Regions from separate parts of the Mus musculus genome. Here region 2 is linked to region 1. The links are chromatin loops, found by intact Hi-C in ENCODE. Cell type or tissue: left cerebral cortex. All regions are shown on one strand.

What was found. Peaks named below come from ENCODE experiments on the same cell type or tissue, not always from the same donor. Only the 100,000 strongest peaks of a DNase experiment are listed, where the experiment ranks them.
Region 2: it touches region 1 in a loop (2.9-fold over the local background); 3 of 42 quality-filtered maps call a loop at or near these places.

The regions. Positions count from the first base shown.
Region 1 is chr6:70,909,899-70,913,898 of GRCm38, forward strand. It overlaps Tex37 (testis expressed 37), which reads right to left. Exons shown (of 4, transcript NM_028825.3): 4 at 3,191-3,788. The coding sequence ends at 3,366. Among named protein-coding and RNA genes, the nearest start is that of Tex37, 7.0 kb to the right of the region's middle. In left cerebral cortex, no CTCF peak of the experiment used is centred here; a DNase peak (open chromatin) is centred at 2,360; H3K4me3 peaks cover 421 bases.
Region 2 is chr6:71,123,208-71,127,207 of GRCm38, forward strand. Rpl34-ps1 (ribosomal protein L34, pseudogene 1) reads left to right here and starts at 1,382. Exons shown (of 1, transcript NM_001199350.1): 1 at 1,382-1,794. The coding sequence starts at 1,403. The coding sequence ends at 1,756. In left cerebral cortex, a CTCF peak has its summit at 2,148 (motif pointing left); a DNase peak (open chromatin) is centred at 2,141.

The sequences.
Region 1 (4,000 bases):
GACAATACGGACTCATCTCTTCAAGGATCTTCTAAAGAATTACTCAATAGCTGGATAAAAGGGGACATTCACACTGTGGGTAGTGTGTCTAAGGAGTCAAGAAGCAGACATGGAATTTTTAAATGGTACTTTAGGAAGATAAACGGCAAATACAAGTTTCCGGGAGGTGGAAGGTTGTGATAGCAACAAATCAAAACAGTTTCCTGCAGATGAATTGTTGTCATGGCTATAGAGTGTCTATACAAGCCATTCCTAAACTTCGCCTTGGGGTGAACTGCTTTTCAAAAATATAATAGTTTTCAGACCACCTCGTGTTCTACCACCTGCCAATCGTGGGAACTGAACAAAAGGACAAAACTAGGACCGGGTGTTTTCACACCTTGAATCCAAGCATTTGGGAGGTAGAGGCAGGAGGTCGGAATCTTATTATTTATTTACTTACTTACTTACTAACAGAAAGGAGTCTTACTATGTATGTCTGGTTGGCTGACCTGGAACTCAGTATGAAGACCACGCTGGCCTCAACCTCACCTGCTTCTGCTGGGATTGGTTCTACATGCCACTGAAAGAAGGTTCAGAAATGTAAAGCCAGTTTCGGTTCCATAAAAATTTCTGAGGCCAGCTAGAGCCTGTCTGTCTCAAAAAACACAGCACACACACACACACACACACACACACACACACACACACACACACACGAAGAAAGGAAATATTTACAATATCTTAAGGGATCTCAGATTTGTACTCTTTTATAGAATTTGACATGACCTTTAATTTTACTAGGTCCTTGGTAAAAACAATTATTTTCCGTTGCTGTTTTTCATGCCAGGGAACAAGATCACATAGCTAACAGAATTGCAGTAGCTTTTAATAATAACCCACCTGCCTCTCAGGCCACCCATATTTGCATAACAAGTCCCTGTCTTGCTTCTCAAAATCCCTGAAGGCTCCCCCCCCATCCTGTCCCCCGTCCCCCCCCCCCCCCCCCCGTCCCGTCCCGTCCCGTCCCGTCCCGTCCCCCAGGAGTGACTGGTGACAGGACAGTGTCTTCTGGAATCACAGCTTCTGGATTCTTGTTTACAACTGTCTTTCAGCTCTCTAATCTATATCTACTGCAGATAACATAGTGTGAAGACTTAAATAAGAGATGCGACTTGTGTTGCAGGATCTCATACAAACCTGGGGTTCAAGAGAATGAAGTCGGGGTTTACTTCCCTCAGCTCGAATGTGAGTACATTCCCCCTGGATTCACGTGGAGATCTGATGGCTAGACTGTAGATTAAAGAGCCATCCCACCTCACCGCACCCCCAAGAAAACCTCTGCACATCTGCAGAACTCTGAGAGTCCTTCCCTCTGGTTGGATAGAAAGGTAGAAAGAGAACGGCTCCCTTTGATGAGTCTCAGGTTTCCACGTGGGTGAAAACGGAAGAGGCAGGAAAGAGAAAGAACACAGACTTGCAAAGACCAGGCGACTTTGGTGGGACGATTGTGGGACACTTCTTTAATCCCAATGCTCAGGAAGTAGTTTCCAACCAATCTTGATCAATTCTAGACCAGTCTGGTCTATATAGTGAGTTCCCAGCCAGCAAGAGCTGTTAGTGAAACCCTGTCTCAACAAACAAGTTAAACCCAGCCTATTAAAACCTGCTACAAAGAACGCCAGGTGAGATGGTATGCACCATCAGTATGCACTGCCAGGCAGGCACTAGCATCCAGGATTAGATGCCACCAACCTATTATGCATACGGTTGTGATTGAAGTAGCCAAGAACTGTCCTTGAAGAAACGAGGGGAGACATGGAGGAGGACAGAAACAGGGATAGAAACTTCCCTTCAGTTCCTATTAGATAGAGGAGGGTTTGGGTTGGGATAGTGTTGTGGGAAAGGGGCTGGGATTATCTCCTTCCTTCCAGGACTTTGACCTTAGACTGCGGAGCACCCCCGGAGGCGGGGCATAGCAAATTTGTGAGTCAGTCACAACCAACCCACCCATCCCCATCTGAGTCTGCCTGGAGTCGGGGCACAGCGTGGCCCCTGAGTTTGCAAAGACCTTAAAAAAAAAAAAAAAGGAATGCTATATCGATTTTACTAGTTATGTCAGGAATCTGGCTCCAGCCCAGCGAGGAGTGGCGCCAGGAATTGTTGGTGTAAAGAGCCGCGGGGAAGGGAACTAAAAAACCCAGACTGGGTACCTGGGGATGACAGACTTAGAGGAAAAGGCTAGGACAATGCCCGTTACTGCACCTACGGGATGAGGAAACTCATCCAGGCAACCATGTACAAGCAACCCAATCATTGGAGAAACAGATGCGGGAGGCTGGGCTTGAATACTGTGAGGAGAGTCTGGCAGAGGGACCTGGTGGCAGGTGGGTGCGTGGAGCAGTCAGCCGGTTCCACTAATTACCTCCCTGACGCATACTGCTGAGCTGCCGGTGGGCGGGGCTCCTGGGAGGCTTGCTTTCTTATGTGCGTCCACATAGAAAATCCCATCCTAGGGTACTAGGATGGAATGGATGGAACAGACGGACAGATGGATGGACGGACCAGACAGAAAGAGACAAATAGATGATGCATAGGTAACGTTTGTGAAATCCACTTCTAGTCTCCTTGACAACCTCAGGGGATACTGTGGTTCCTGTTATAGAGCAGCACTCAGAGGTTTATCATGGCTAAGAATGTGCCCGCAACCGGTATACTTCAGACAACAAGAAGGAGCGTTGGAGAGATGGCTCAGAGATTAAGGGCACAGGCTGCTCTTCAGAGGACCCGAGTTCAATTCAAACCACATGGTAGCTCATAACCATCTGTCTCTAATGAGATCCTGTGCCCTCTATATGAGTGAGAGCTTCTGCCCAAACATAAATGCAGGCACAACACTGTATGCATACTAAATAAATACATCTTTAAAAAGAAGGAGGAGAGCCGGGCATGGTGGCGCACACGGGAGGCAGAGGCAGGCGTATTTCTGAGTTCGAGGCCAGCCTGGTCTACAAAGTGAGTTCCAGGACAGCCAGGGCTATACAGAGAAACCCTGTCTTGAAAAACAAAAAACACAAAACAAAAAAAAGAGGACTGAGATTGTCCTCTGACTTCCACATGTGAACATGTGTCACCACTCACACACATACACATCTACATACATTCTATACACACCCCAAAAGGTAGAAAAAATAAAAATGACACCAATTCAGTTCAGCACATGCACCAATTTTTCCTCCTTCCTTCCCTCCGAGATGAGGCCGGGACTATGAAACAATACCCCTTCGCATAAGGAACATCTTTCCCAGTTTATTTTTTGGTGCTTTCTCTGTGAGCATTGGCATGGAATTCCTTCATACGTTGAAACAGCGGGTATTCTCACACGTCTACTGGTAAAATGGCATCAAGGGGCCCCACCTATTCAAGATGGGGACCTTGACTCTCTGGTGATGGTCACAGAGACAGCCAGGGAGTAGAAGGTAGCCTTTGCCCACTTCTGGAGCAGGCTGCCGCTCCGGTTCCATGAGGCATGGGAAGTCGGCCCTCTGGTGAAGCCAGTAGGGGTCTTGCTGGGCCAGGTACAGCGCCAGGGATGCTGGGTAAGCATAATGGCAGGTGGTGGTAAACCTGCCGTCATCCTTCCTAGTAGTTACCCGTTCTTGTGGCGGGAAGAAGCCAGGGACTCCCAAGTCTAGGGCAGTCATGTAGGGTCTTCTGAAAGCAGGATAGCCTTCCTCCAGCTTGGGGTTGGGGTTGGGCTTGGGCTGGTAAAACTCTTTGCTCTGGAGCTGAGCGTCAAGCTTGGCCTGCTGGAGAAACAAAGAGAAGACTGAAAAGGTCGCTGAGGCAGGGCCCCTCAACGCATTCAGGACAAAATCCACACTACTGTTAAGAATGTTAAGTTCAGGGCTGGAGAGATGACTTGAAGATCGAGAGCACTGGCTGCTCCTACAGGGGACCCAGCACCCAAAACATTTTTATTTTGTTTGTGCGTGTGCTGGGAGAGGATGGTCCTGTGCAC
Region 2 (4,000 bases), 210 kb after region 1:
GTAGGGTCGTCGGCTTTTCCCAGGGGCTGTGCACACCAGTACTCTCTCATTTCCTCAGATTTGGAAGCTGGTGACTAGATACCTCCAGGGAAGTCCCCACACTACCATGACTGTTCCCTCAAGAATCCATACCCAGGCTCCTTCTCCAGAACCAAGTCTGTTCTGACTGACTGAGGGTCTTATCAGGAGAAATGGCTGTGCACACTGGATCTCATTTGCCCCACCCTGATGATCTGTGTACTAAGGCTAAGGCAGAGGTCCTGTCTGAGACTCAACTTGCTCACCTATAAGAAGTAAGGACTGAGAGAGAGATTTCTCAAAAGGGAATCCAGGAATCTAGGACTTGCTGACCAACCAGCTCCAGGTCAATGAGATACTGTGTCAAAAAAAATAAATAAATAAAAAATGACAGCACCTGAGGAACAACACAGGAGGTTGTTCTCTGGCCTAAACACACACACACACACACCACACACCACACCACACACACACACACTTCTCCAGCAGCAATGCATTTCATGTGTGTGAGTTTGTACACTATTTTTTTCAAATAATTTTCTAGATCCATCTGAATGACTTAAAAATCAAGTCACTGCATAATTTCAGTGTCTGCATTTATATCTGAATCCACAATCACCAGCCAGAAACTCTGTCACACAGGAGGCTGAGGCACTGGGCTAAGCTGGCTCTGAGAGAAGGGAAATGACCTCCCAGCTGCTGTGACTAGGGTGTTCCTGCAGCACAAATGGAAGAAAAGCTTATCAATAGACACCCACAATGATCATGTGCCGGGAGGACACTGCTGGAGTCCACCACAGTCTTGGTACCAGCACATGCGTGTTACACAGTGACAAGGTTATTTTGACTTTCTTGATTCTGTGTTTACGTCTGCTTTTCCTAGTTGAAGCAGTACGGAAGCGTGTCAGTAAGAAGTTTTACACCAGCTCTCTGGTGGTGGAGACAGGTGATTGATGGTTGTGGCTTGCTCCCTGCTAGCCTAGCTCCAGGTTCAATGAGAGATGCTGCCTCAAGGGAATATGATGGAGAGTCACAGAATGGGACACCTGACTCCTCCTCTGGCCTTTGCACAGACATGGGCTTGCTTACTGGGTCTCCCCATCTCCAGCTACTATTGCTCTCTCAGAAATCACAGACAGACAGACAGACAGACAGACAGACGGACGCACGCGAGGGCACACACACACACACACACACACACACACACACACGAGGCATATGTGAACTTTTAAAAGGAGAGAGAGAGGCACCAATAATAAGATGCAATACATTTTTTTAAATTTTTAAGTTATTTTTTATGGAATCCAGGACTTGCTGACTAACCAGCTTTGCTGCTTAGAAAGCTCCAGAACTCTTCCGGGGACGGTGCTCAGAGGCACTCAGGATGGTCCAGCGTTTGACATACCGCCGTAGGCTTTCCTACAACACAGCCTCTAACAAAACTAGGCTGTCTCGAACCCCTGGCAACAGGATTGTTTACCTCTACACCAAGAAGGTTGGGAAAGCACCTAAATCCGCATGTGGCGTGTGCCCAGGCAGACTTCGAGGGGTTCGTGCTGTGCGGCCCAAAGTCCTTATGAGACTGTCTAAGACACAGAAGCACGTCAGCAGGGCCTATGGCGGCTCCATGTGTGCCAAGTGTGTCCGTGACAGGATCAAGCGGGCTTTCCTTATTGAGGAGCAGAAAATCGTTGTGAAAGTGTTGAAGGCACAAGCACAGAGTCAGAAAGCAAAATAGATATGCACATTTTTTAAGTAATAAAAATCAAGACTTGATCTAAAAAAAAAAAAAAAAAAAAAAAAAAAAAAAAAAAAAAAAAAAAAAAGAAAGCTCCAGAACAATGAAAGAGCCTGTCTAAAAAAAATAAAATAAAACAGGGCAGAGCCTGCTGAACAGCACCTGAGGTTGTCCTCTGGGACAAGCCTAGATATGACTCAGTAGTAGAGCACCTGCCTAGCATGTGCAAGGTACTAAGTTCAACCCTCAAACCTTCAGGGTCCCCAGACTTCAGAAAATAAAGTCAGACAGGTGGTTTGCCCATGAGCAATGACAGGAGTGTGGTTGGATTGGCCAGCCCCACCTACTTTAAAGCAAGGACTTTGGATGTGTTCTGCTGCCCTCTGCTGGCTGGGAGAATTATTGCCAGGCTTTCCAGTGGATTTGGAAGGCTTCTTTTCCCCAAGGGAGCCAGAGAGTGCTCACCTTTGCTTGCAGGGTTGCTTACACGCTGCTGGGGTCTGAACCAGAGATACTTAAGCTGAATCGGTTTTACAAGCAACATGATCCCTGATGAGGAGTGAGCCTTGGATCAGAGACAATAGGAAGATAAGAGATGAGGGAGAAGTGACCCTCAACAGGTGGCCTAGCAGCCAAGCTCTGCTTTAAATCTTGACACTGCACCTGTTACAAGGCCCCCACACATGCATGTGTTTCAATGCCTGGCCTTTAGAGGGTGGGACTATTAGGAGGTGGGCCGTCTAGGAAAGCACAGCCAGGTTCTCACACAAAGCAAAGACAGGTGAGGGGGACCAGGGATAAAGAAAAGGGGGGCAAAGAGGAGTGGAGACTAGGAGGAGGCTGGAAACCCAAGGGAACCCCACTGGCTCTCCAGAGTAGCTTCAATGAACACTTCACACAGAACTCAAAGCCATCATCTCCCAGAATCCCAGTTGGCTCCTTTGTAAAATGGACTTGTCACACTGCCATCCGGATCCCATGAATTAATTTCTGTAAAGCAGCAACGGACATATTGTAGGTGATATTAGGAAAACGTTATGACCTCTTACAATTTGTTTACTTGTATGTATTATTATTGCATGTATACGATGTGAGTAGATTCTCTCCTACCACCTTTATGTGGGTTCTAGGGACAAAACTCAGGTGACCAGACATGTGCACAAGGGCTTTGCCTGCTGAACCACCTCAATAGTGCCCACAGGGCTCTTGCTCTACAAAAGTATCTGAAAATTGCCAAACAATTGTTCAGTGCCCAGGATGGTCTGTGCTGAGAGCCAGACTGATCCAAGGCTTTCTCAGAGGCCCCGATGAAAAGACAAAAGGAACCTAGTTCTCTGTCCTTGCTCAGGAGCTGACTTGGCAAGGACAGCCTGGGGCTGAGACCTGGGCCTCAAACGAGTTAGCTTCCGTTCCTAGGAACTTGCCTTCCCCCCTGAAAAGACTGGGGGTTATCATTCCTGAGACAGTGTGTGCTCAGTCTGTACTGCTCTTGAGGCACCTTGGGCTCCCCTTCTCCAACACTGCTTGATAAGCCTCATGTGACTTTGTCCCACTGTATTATAGTTTCTGCTGACTCTGTCCCTTATCTCCTCTGGAAATAGTGTATAGGATGCTGTACTTTCTAATAAGCTTGCTAGGCATAAGGCATAGCTTGTGCAAGACCTCCTGCTCACAAGCTTGATTACCTTCTTTATCTTCTAATATCCCGGTCCTCTCTCAGGACCCTGTCACTGAAGAAGGAGGTCAGCAGTGTGTTGTTGTTGTTCTTTTGTTTTGTTTTACAAAAGTTAAAGGGCTGGGGAGAGAGCTCAGAGGGTAAAGTACTTGCTTTGCAAGCCCAAGAACCTAAATTTGGATCCCCTGATCCCAAGTAAAGGCCAGATGAGGCAGTGTGCAATCCCAGCACTCCTGCAGCAAGACGAGAGGAAAAGACAGGGATCCCAGGAAGTCTTCAGGCCGGCTAGACTGCCCTAGGCAGCAGTGAACAACAGACCCTGTCTCCAACAGCACATGCACAAATGCAAAACGATAGTAAGACATAGTCATAGGTCTCAAGCAGTACGGTGGCCCCTGAGCATTTAATCTGTCACACTCATTTGGTAAGTGGCCCCTAGTGGTTCCATGTGTCTGATACTGTGGATGGTAGTATTCCAGGAACTGTGATGTGCTATATTGCCTGTAAGGGGTCACTATTGTTCCTTTAGCATGGCCCTACCATCCCCCACCCCAATAGGTCCAGTATTC